2 separate regions of the Mus musculus genome follow, and region 2 is linked to region 1. Evidence: chromatin contacts called from ENCODE POLR2A ChIA-PET data. All regions are on one chromosome and are shown on one strand. The core of a region is the stretch at or near the end of the contact, and the rest is flanking DNA. Distances in the headings are between cores, read along the strand shown.

What was found. ChIA-PET counts read pairs that join two places held with the same protein, here RNA polymerase II (POLR2A).
Region 2: POLR2A ChIA-PET joins it to region 1 with 24 read pairs in embryonic stem cell. The contact joins the promoter of Zfp36 here to the promoter of Supt5 in region 1. POLR2A ChIA-PET finds 5 or more read pairs at or near these places in 4 of 5 experiments (Patski and embryonic stem cell).

The regions. Positions count from the first base shown.
Region 1 is chr7:28,335,938-28,341,452 of GRCm38, forward strand. It overlaps Supt5 (suppressor of Ty 5, DSIF elongation factor subunit), which reads right to left and starts at 2,782. Exons shown (of 30, transcript NM_013676.1): 1 at 2,758-2,782; 2 at 2,415-2,498. The coding sequence starts at 2,489.
Region 2 is chr7:28,376,636-28,382,150 of GRCm38, forward strand. Zfp36 (zinc finger protein 36) reads right to left here and starts at 2,593. Exons shown (of 2, transcript NM_011756.4): 1 at 2,539-2,593; 2 at 149-1,858. The coding sequence starts at 2,562. The coding sequence ends at 923.

The DNA of each region.
Region 1 (5,515 bases), core at 1,532-4,031:
GGAAACCCATAGCCCTAATCCTGATACCCTCCAGGTCACAGGTCCATGACAACTTCCCTTCTCTAAACTCTGCCAGAGGTGAGCATGATGATAACTGGCCTCTGATACATGCCAGTGCTGGAGCAGGTGGGATGAACATACTACTTAGTAGCAGCATGCTTGCCTAGCATGTCTGAGGCCAGAGTCAACCCCCAACCCTGTAACAAAGGAGGAGAGAGCCACTTCTGAGCAGAGACTGTTGCTTCCTTCTGTTTCCCACTAAAGAAAGGGACAGAGACTTGGAGCTTCAGGTTACTATCTGGTAGCTGAAGCCTGAAGTCAATTGTAATGATGCCAAGGTCCCCAGTTCCTTCCTCACAGGTTTTATATTGTTCACAGTGAAATCTTGGAAAGCACTGACAACTGACATAAGTTCATTCAGGGAGTTGTAGAGATAGTACACTCATGCAGAAGTTCTAGGTTCTAGTCCCAGCATCCATATGGTCGCTTCCAACCATCCTTAACTCCAGTTCTAGGGGATCCAACATCTTCTGACCTCCAACATACTGAATACATGTGCTACACAGACATACACACACACAACACACACACACAAAATAATAAATTAAAAAATAGAAATAAAGTTAAGCCGGGCGGTGGTGGCGCACGCCTTGAATCCCAGCACTCGGGAGGCAGAGGCAGGCGGATTTCTGAGTTTGAGGCCAGCCTGGTCTATACAGTGAGTTCCAGGACAGCCAGGGCTACACAGAGAAACCGTGTCTCAAAAAAAAAACAAAAAACAAAAAAACAAAAAACAAAAACAAAAAAAAAGAAAAGAAAGAAAATTAAAGTTAATTTACAGCTTCGTAACACAGCTTGGTGACAGAGTACCTGCCTAGCATTTGTGAAACTCTAGCCCAAAAACTACACAGAGAGAGAGAGAGAGAGAGAGAGACTAGACTCTCTCTAAATGCTCAATTAAATAAAGCATAGCTCAGTGGCAGAGTTCATACTTAATGTGTACAGAGCCCTGAGTTCTATCCCCATAATTAAAAGAAGGGGGAAGGGTCAGGCATGGTGGGACACATCTTTAGTCCCAGCATTTGGCAGGCAAAGGCAGGTAGATCTTTATGCGTTTGCCAGCCTGGTCTACATAGCTAGTTTTAGGCCAACTAAGGTTACACATAGTGAGATCCTATCTCAAAAAGAGAAAGAAAAAGAAGGAAAGAAAGAAAGAAAGAAAGAAAGAAAGAAAGACAGACAACCACATGATTTACCCCCTCTCTTCCGGTAAGTTCCCATTCAAATGTCACTCTGACTTATTCTGATGGCTTCAAAGTGCAGCTAGGACCCTCTACTCCCTTTTTGTGCTTGGATTTTTCACCAGAGTACTAGAAAGAGTTATCTCAGGCCACGTATCCTTAATTCACAGCTTGAGACAAGATGTGATGAGATTTCCTATTTTAGGCTGTCCGTGCTGTCATCTCAGGAATCTCATCACTTGGGAGGTAAAGGAAAAACAAAGGCAGCTCTCAGGAGGCAGAGGCAAGCAGATCTGAGTTCAAGGCCAGCCTGATCTACAGAGTGAGTTCCAGGACAGCCAGGGCTACACAGAGAAACCCTGTCTCGAAAAACCAAAAAAGAAAAAAAGAAAAGAAAACAAAACAAAACAAATAAAATCCAAAGTATACATATTTCAGATCTTGGAGGATTTTTGGATTATTTGCACATACACAATAAGGTACCTTGGAACGGGACAATACATGAAATTCATATATCTTTCATATATACTGTGCACAGTCATTTAACACAGTATTTTTAGTGCACTAGTGTTGACTTTGACCTGTCATATGTGGAATTTTCCATTCGTAGCATCGACAGAAGACTAGAAAAGTTACAAAATCATCTGGATTTTCACACTAGGATGCTGAACCTGGGAGTCTCTCATATTTACTGGCTATATTTATTCACAGTAGCAAATTCACATTCACCCATCAGTTGTCGATTTACATTTTAAAATCTGTTAGCAGGAGCCCAAGGACAAAGACTTGTACAGGCTGGCACACAGTAGGCAATACATACACACTTCTGGAACAACTGGGGATACCTAAAAACACAAACACGAAAGAATCCTAAGAGCTGGGGCTGTCCACCTAGCAGGGCCCTGAACTCAATCCTAGCATCGCAAGTGATAAAAAGTAAACCGAAAGAAACAAATCAGATGAAAGCCAACCGTGGACCTGGCGCACCCCCACCTTCTGGACGCTGCCCCTGCGCTCCACGCTGACTTGCACACTCGTCCATCTCTCCCGACAATCTGGAACCACCCTCCCCCCCAGCCGTTCCGAGTCCCCGGCTCCCCCAGGGCCCTCTCTGCCCTGCCCCTGTCCCTGTCCCCAGGCGCAACGTCTCCCCTAAGAATCCCAGGCACCGACCTCGGCCTCCTCCGCCTCGCTGCTGCGCTCGCTGTCCTCCTCCTCGGAGAAGTTGCTGTCTTCGCTGTCCGACATCTTCCGCAGCTGCAGAGGAAGACCGCGGCCTCAGGGCGTCGCGGAACCAAAAGCGCCACCCCCAAGCCTCAGTTTCCCCGCAAGGTAAACCGGGGGAGAAAATCCCCAGGCGCACTTCCGGCAGCCTGGTTCAGGCGGTCGCGAACCCGCGTTGTTCGGGCTATGGCAGCTAGCACACCCGGCCCTGGCTGCGGCCGGCACACGTCCTGAACCTCCGCCAGCCCCGACCCCCGCTCCGGCCCCTGCCTGCCGTCCCACGCCCGCTCACCGATCGCTTGCCACCTGAAGCTTCCGCGCCAGCTGCGGATCACACAACGCCTAGCTGGCCTGAGCGCTCTCTCGCGAGAACTGGCGCGTCAGTCTCACCTAACGCGAGACTTTAGGGGCCTGCTCTGAGGGCGGCCTCTTGGAGCCGCCATCTCCGGAGTGGCCAAAGTGGTTTACGCGGACTGTACGGCCGCCATCTTGAGAAGGTCGAAAAGTAATCGGCTTCTCCTAACCCAGAGCTGAATCGGGTGAACTGTTGGCTCGTCCGTCCTCTAAACTTCCCTCGGAGGTGTCAGAGGTGACGGGACAGAGATTCGGCTTCACACCGCCACCCTCGGCATTCTGAGGAGTTCCCCTAGATTTTTAGGGACCTAGACTCAGGTTAAATCCGAATTCCTGGCGATGCTCAAAACAATCTCAAAACTTGTTAGTTTAGCGCGGCACAGTATTGTGTTATTAATGATCTGGTTTGTTTGTTTGTTTGTTTGTGTGATAAGGCCTTACTTTGTAGCCTGGCTAAATCTCAGACTCACAAAGATAAGCCCATGTCTGCCTCTGCCTCCCTGGTACTGAAATTAAAGGCGTGTGCCACCATGCTTACAATGAAAGACACTTTAATACGGATTTAAGACTGAAGGCGGGAGCTGGTGAGATGGCTCAGTGGTTAAAAGCGCCTACTGCTCTTCCGAAGGTCCTGAGTTCAAATCCCAGCATCCACATGGTGACTCACAACCATCCATGACGAAATCTGATGCCCTCTTCTGGAGTATCTGAGGACAGCTACTGTGTACTTACATATAATAAATAAATAAATAAATCTTAAAAAAAAAAAGAAGAAGAGGAAGAAGAAGAAGAAGAACTGAAGGTGGACAGGCGAGCCAGGAGTTATGCACAAAACCATCACATTTATTTAATTCCGGACAGCCAAGGTTACACAGTGAAACACTGTAACCAAAACAAAACAATAAAACCTAAACTGGAGAGTTGGCTCAACCGCCAAAGAACGCTGGCTGCTGTGGAGCTGTGGTCAATTTCCAGCAGCTCACAACCCGCTTTCACTCCAGTCTCAGGGGAGCTAATGCTCGCCCTCTTCAGGCCTCGGCTGACATTGAATATCCACAGACATAAAAATTCAAGACAAGCCGGGCGGTGGTGGCGCACGCCTTTAATCCCAGCACTGGGAAGGCAGAGGCAGGCGGATTTCTGAGTTCGAGGCCAGCCTGGTCTACAGAGTGAGTTCCAGGACAGCCAGAACTGCACAGAGAAACCCTGTCTCGAACCCCCCACACACAAAAAAAAATTCAAGACAGAAAGTTAATAAAAGCAGCATGCTTGAGCAATCTAGATGGCTCATCAGATAAAGTATCTTGCTGAGAAACCTGACGATCTGAGTTCTATCCCTGGAACCTATATGATAGAAGGAAGATAGCCAAAAAGTTTTCTTCTGACCTCTGCATCCATGCTATAGTTGGAATACATGCACCCACTCATGTATGTGTGTATACATGTGTGTATATGGGTATATATACAATACATACACACATATATAACATTACATATGCATATAATATATATACAATAAGTTTAAATTTTTTAAGTCACGTGCTTCAGCTAGATATGGTGGTACCTACCTTGTAATACTGGCACTTGGCAGACTGAGGTAGGAGAATCTGAAGTCCCAATGGATCTAGACTACAAAACAGGACCCTTTCTCAAAACAACCAAATGGGAGAGGAGGAAGAAACAGTAAATTCCACCAAACTACTGAAAAGCACAAATTAACTTCAAAAACCATGTATGCACAGTGAAAGCAAAAGACGGTGGGATCTGGCAGAGGGTGTGATCCCATCCATACAGAACTCCAGAGCAAGCAAAGCCTAGCTATTCATAGGGAAAGCAGAGGAGTGGGTGTCTGAGCGCATGAGATGAAATGGAAGTCTGTCAGTGTCTGCCCGGGTGGGAGCGTTCACTGTACCTGGAGCCTTTTACTGCGTAAATCAGTGTCTGCCCGGAGGTGACCCGTTCAGGGTCGGTCTGAACTGCGCCCATGGAGTGAGATTATACAAAATGTTTAACGGATGGGAGCAGAAAGCAAGGGGGAGCAGGGTGGGCTGTTGCATTGACCAACCATATTTTTCTTTACAAGGGGTTTTGTTGGGGAAAAAGGGGGGCGGGGGAGGCCCTGGGGAAGAAGAGGGGGAGAAATATGCCACATCTGGCCAGAGTTCCTGTGCTCTGGGCAGGCGAACACGGGGAGACTGCCAGGCGCTTTCCACACGGCCCCGGGTGGGCATCTAAGCCTCTGACCCACGCTGCACACTGGTGAGAGTGGTGCAGCAGATCTAGATAGAGCAGAGACTCTCTATGGTTTAAGAGCTTTATTATAAAAATGCAGGGAGAAAGAGAGAAGGTAGAAAAGGAGAGAGAGAGAGAGCGAGAGGGAGGAAGAGAAGAGGAGAAAAAAAGACAAAGAGAAAGGAGAGAGGAGAGAAGACAAAGAGAGGGGAGAGAGAGGGTGAGAGTGAGGGGTAAGAGGTAAGAGTGGAAGAGGTAAGAGAGAGAGGTGGGGGCTGAACAGCCCTTTTATGGTCTTCACTGTTGCTAGGTAACTGGGGAGGAGTTTAGCCTGAAGGTCAGAAGCTTGGGCCATTGCTTACATGACTTCTACTGACCATGCTTCTCTTGTGGGGGGCTGTGGGATGCGGTAACTTAGGCAGGGGCCTGAGTTCCAGGAGCATGAGGGAATGCCTACCGTGTCA
Region 2 (5,515 bases), core at 1,343-3,842, 41 kb after region 1:
GCCACGCCTCCTCAGGTGAACACCCGGGCTGGTAACGTCACTTCCTGCCAGGTAAGCGCCCCCAGGCAGCACTGCTCACGGAAAGGTCTGGAGGTCAGTTTACCCACCATCACAAGGCTGTGAGCCGCGAAAAAGACAAATTTCATCTCAGTTCACACTCAAGATTTTATTTAAAAATTCCAACCCCCCCCAAAAAATAGACTTGTACGGTAGCAATATATTAATATATTATAGCATATACTTAATACAGTATCAGTTTTAACATTACAAAAAGAAAAACGGAGTAGACGACCCAATATATATAAATACTATAAAATCTTAATACAATAAATAAAGTCGTCATAAATAAAGGGCCCACTGGTTGGGGGAGAAGGGATTTGGCAATGGCTTTGGCTATTTGCTTTAGGAGGGAAATTTGAGCACCAGGATTCTCAGGAGAGGCTTCGACCACCGGACACTGAACTTCAGGGTCTAGTAAAAATTAGGATAGTATTGTGGGAGCCGGCTCTTCACAGCACTTAAGATTCCAGGAGACCAGAGTTGCAGAGGGGCTGGTGCATACCTGTAACCCCAGAACTTGGAAAAGGCTAAGGCAGGATTATATTGAGTTCAAAGCCAGCCTGGGGTACCATAATAAGCTCCTATCTCAAAAACAACAGAAGACTTGGGGCCTGGAAGACCAACTGTCAACTGTCTCCCTCAAACATCTTAGGTACCCTAGGAACGGATCCACCCAAACACTGAATTTGCAAACTAGGGACCTGCCCCAGCCCAGCACCAGGGAAATGGGTTATTGCATCTTGGAATGTCCAGAAGATGGGACTTATTAACTTAGAGGAGTGCCCCAGGTCCCCACAGCAATGAGCAGTCCCTGCCCTCTCTTTGAGATCTAGCTGATCCATACTGGGTAGGTAGGCACTTGTCACTCAGAGACAGAGATACGATTGAAGATGGGGAGACGCCTTGGGGGTGCAGGGGTCTGGGGAGGCCCAAACACCCCTGCCTCAAAGACAGGTGAGTCTGACCCCCCCAGGCTGCTGCCGCTGCTGGCGTAGTCATCAGGATCGGATCCCAGAGAGTGGGCAGATGGGCTCCGAGCCAGGCCACCCAAGGGCCCCCAGATGGTGCTGGGGGTAGTAGACCTTCGGCAGGAGGGGCAACAGGCCTGGTTAGGGTCTCTTCGAGTCACAGGGGTCCCAGGGGCAGCAGAGAAGGCAGAAGGGGAAAGTGGAAGATCCCCAGGGGGCGGTGGGGAGCTGGAAGGCGAAAAGGAACAAGAGGACAGGGAAGGGCCAGAAAAGCCTGGAGGTGGCGGCGAGCTTCTGCGGCCTGAGGGCAAGCCGGAGAAGCTGATGCTTTGTCGCAGCACATGGGGCTGGCCAGGGAGAGCTAGGTCCTCGGTGGGGTTGTGGATGAAGTGGCATCGAGAGCCATAGGGGCAGCGGCCCTGGAGGTAGAACTTGTGGCAGAGTTCCGTTTTGTACTTGGGGTGGCGATTGGCTTGGCGAAGTTCACCCAGGCCGTGAGCAAACTGGCACTTGGCCCCGTAGCGACAACGCCCGCTTTCTGAGTAGGTCCGACAGAGCTCGGTCTTGTATCGAGAGGAGGTGGTGGGAGTTGCAGTAGGCGAAGTAGGTGAGGGTGACAGCTCAGGGCCTGGGCGGGGAGCCAAAGGTGCAAAACCAGGGGGTGGGGGTACCCAGCCACAGCTTCGGCCCTCCACCAGGCTAGTGGAGCGGCCAGTCAGGCGAGAGGTGACCCCAGACGGGATGGAGTCCGAGTTTATGTTCCAAAGTCCTCCGAGGGATTCGGTTCCTCCGTGGTCGGATGACAGGTCATGGCTCATCGACTGGAGGCTCTGAGAGGAACAGGGTTCGGTTAGGCCACCAGAAAAGGTAAGGTGACGTCGCCCCGCCCCTGTTGTAAAGCACTTCACGAGCTTGCCAGTCCGGTTTGTGGGTTCTCGGCCTGAGCCCCACCCGGCTCACACAAACTCCAGGGAGAACCTGACTACAGAGATTTGAGTGTTTCCACATGACTGAAGGTAATCCAGAAGGATCTAGGAAGCCCAGTATCCCCGATCGAGAGAGGGTTCCCCCCCAAATCAAAGCACACTGCTGCTCGCCAACTTTGGGCCTCTAGGACTCCCCCCCCCCCCATATGACCGCCCACCGGGCGCTCGTTTCACAACTTGAAGGAGCCGGCCAAAGCTGACCCAGGAGGCCAGATCTCTCTAGAACTCTTACCCTGTCAACTCCCCCCCTACCTCAACCTTAGCACCTGCTTGGCCACCAAACCGCGCCATGGGCAGCGAAGGGCACTAGACAGGTGTGATGCCGCTTCCGCCCTACGCGAGTGACAGCAGTGTGCCAGCTTTTCGTCCCAAGGGGATCGCCGGTATCTGGACCGAGGCGCTAGGCTCGCTGGCTCCCTCTCTCATTTCCAGCCAGCCAGGGCTAGTCTGAGAAGGTACGGAGGCGTCCCGGGCCTAAGTTTGGTGCGTCGGGGATCCCGGGATGCTGTCTAACAGGTACTCACCTCGTAGATGGCAGAGAGATCCATGGTGGCGCGAATGGCCTTGGTGAAGAGACCGACTGTCGGTTCGCAGAAGTCAGGCTGTGGCCCGCAGCAGGAGCTTTCTCCTTTTATGGGGCGGCCTGGGGGCGTGGCCACTAGAGCTTCCGGGACGCGCCCCCGCGGCGTAGCTCGGCCGGCCTGGTACTAGGCCCCTTCCGCCTATCTGCTGGTTAGCATGCAAAATGTGCCTGAACTTGGCCCTCCCGCAGCTCCGGCCCCTCTCGGGGGGTAGTAGGGAGGGTTGTGTACGACCAACTGGAGGTGATGGTAGCGGGGCGTCCTAGTGTTTTTCAGAGGTGGAAGGCAGTCGGGAAGAGAACTGGGGCAGAAGTGGGGGCAGGGCTCTAGGGACAATTGACAAGGGCAGAGACTGAGGGCGTGTGCGTGTGAGACAGACGGGGGCGGGGAGAGACAAGTTGGAAGAGACAGAGATGGCCAGAAGCCGAGAGAAAAACAAAGAGACAGTGAGAGACATTCACAAGTAGGATCTGCTGGTTTAGGACTGTGATTCCGGCCCCTCAGGGAGGCTGAGGCAGGAGACTGGTAGTTCAAGGCCTGGCTCCACTATACAGTGGGTTCTAGGGCAGCTTGAGTAACTTGGTGAGACCCTTTTCTTAGGAAGTAAAAAGATGCCAGATCACTGATGGCCCAAACTTTTAATTTCAGCACTTGGAAGGCAGAAGCAGACGGATTTCTATGAGTTCGAGGCTAGCCTGGTCTACAGAGTGAGTTCCAGAACAGCCAGGACTACACACAGAAACCCTGTCTTTTTTGTTTGTTTGTTGTTTTTGTTTTTCGAGACAGGGTTTCTCTGTATAGCTCTGGCTGTCCTGGAACTCACTTTGTAGACCAGGCTGGCCTTGAACTCAGAAATCCGCCTGCCTCTGCCTCCGGAGTGCTGGGATCAAAGGCGTGTGTCACCATGCTCGGCTGAGAAACCCTGTCTTGAAAAACAAAACAAAAGACAAGACAGTGGCATATGGTTGTAATCTTGGCATTTGGAGGTGGAGGAAGGGGGATCAGGCGTTCAATGTCAGACTAAGCTATTGATTGAGTTCCAGGTCCTACTTTTAAAAAAAAAAAAAAAAAAAAAGAGAAACCACGAAGGTAAGGAGGAAGTAAAACGAAGTCTCAGCGACTTGGTATGTACTCCTTAGAGCCAACCCTATTATAGAAAGAAAAAAAGATGACATTTACAAAGTGGGGAGACAGTAAGACAGGGAGAGGGGACTGGGAAACAAATCTAGGCGAGGAAGTGGGTTACAGAAAGATAGAAAGGCGAAATAAAAACTTAAACCTGAAGGCACAGAACCTGTAAGACAGTTGGTCCAGGTAGGGACCGCTCTGAGCTGTAGCTCAGCAGTGCCCTTCCAACCCCCTAGTCTAGCATGGCTGGATAGCACATTTACCCAAGCTGCAGTTTAAATTAAGAGGTTTTGCTTCCGAAAACTCAAGGTTGGAACAGCTTACGTCTTTTATTAGGGAGGAAGCTCTGCTCTATTGAAAGAATGGGCCACCTTCAACGTTGAATGGGTTTCTAGTAATGCAAGCAGTCTTAACTCAACTCTCTGGAGATCTGTAAGGTTTTTGCTTTTCAGTCGGTCTCCTTAGCCGGCTTGGAACTTGCGATCCTCCAGTCTCCACCACCCAAGTAGTGTTAGGATTACAGGCATGGCCGCCACACCCAAGTCAAAAGTGTTATTTCAAGGATATCTCCAGTGAAAAAGAGTTCTTGTGTATGGGGGTTATCATTGCCAGGAGTGTAATTACCATGCTGGGAAGTTCTCACACGGTGCGTTGCGTATCGAGGTAGGGAGATTCTGCCAGGCTACTTACTGGCTTGCCTCATAGGAGAGGGGGTTGGGGGGAATCCCTGGTGCAGCGCTTTCTGGGGCCAAGGGGCCTTCCTGGGCTGGTCCCGTGAGCAGGGCGGGCCATAGGCTGCTGTGGCACGGTTGCGGCCTCCCGCTCGCCCGTGACTCACTCGCTTAGGGCGGGGGAGGGGGGGCTTCCTGGAAGCCGTGACGAGGACGCTCAGCCCGGACGCTTGGGTTCCTTCTCTTGTAACCAGGGTTCCAGTCTGTTGTAAACAGTCTCGAGGACAACGGGAAAAGAAGGGAAGGAGGGGCACAAAAACTTGCCTCCCGCCCAGTTTACAAATCCCTGAGCCAGCCAATTTTAGGACCAAACGCAAAAAGCGAGGGTTGGGGTGGGGCATGTCGGGGTTTTTTGGAGGCCAGCAGGGACTGGATCATGGAGGAGTAATTCCAGTTTCGATTCCCTGGAGACTGGGAACCTTTTGCCATTCCTGACTCAGCCTGGCCCCCTCCTCTATCTGCTGAGTCACTGGGATTAAAGCTTGGATGCCTGGTATTGGGCTACTCTCTAAAGGATGCGGGCGTTGGGGATAGAAGACGGTTTAAGCAGGACAACCCCTCTGAAAATGAAGACTTTAAGCCGTAGGACTCACAAAGTGTGTCGTCATCTAAAATACGGGGCCAGGTGCTAGCTCTTTTCTGCCCCACACCTTGTGCCTTGGCTCTCAACCCGTTCCTTTCCTTGTCCAGTGGTCCAGACACACAGATCACCTCCTTCAGCACCAGGAATCCAGGCCCCACTTATGCTCCCTTAGACTCGCGGCCCTCTTCCCTCCGACCTAGAGGTCTAAGACTTAAAGATCTAGGCCCCAAGCCCCTTTTCTCTGGATCTAGGAGTCCGGGGTTCTGTCCAGCCCCCGCTTGTGTGCCCCAATCCCAGGAGGAAGTTCATAGCCTGACTCCTCCCTGCTCCCCACGTAGCCAGCGGGGAAAATCCGCGGCCCAGACAGTGGCCGGGAATCCCCTCTGGAATGACGGTGGGGAAGGGGATGGCCAAGGTCCCTCAGGGCAGGCGGCCACGTCCTGTGCGCGCTGGGGTTGGGGGCTGGGGTAGAGAAAGG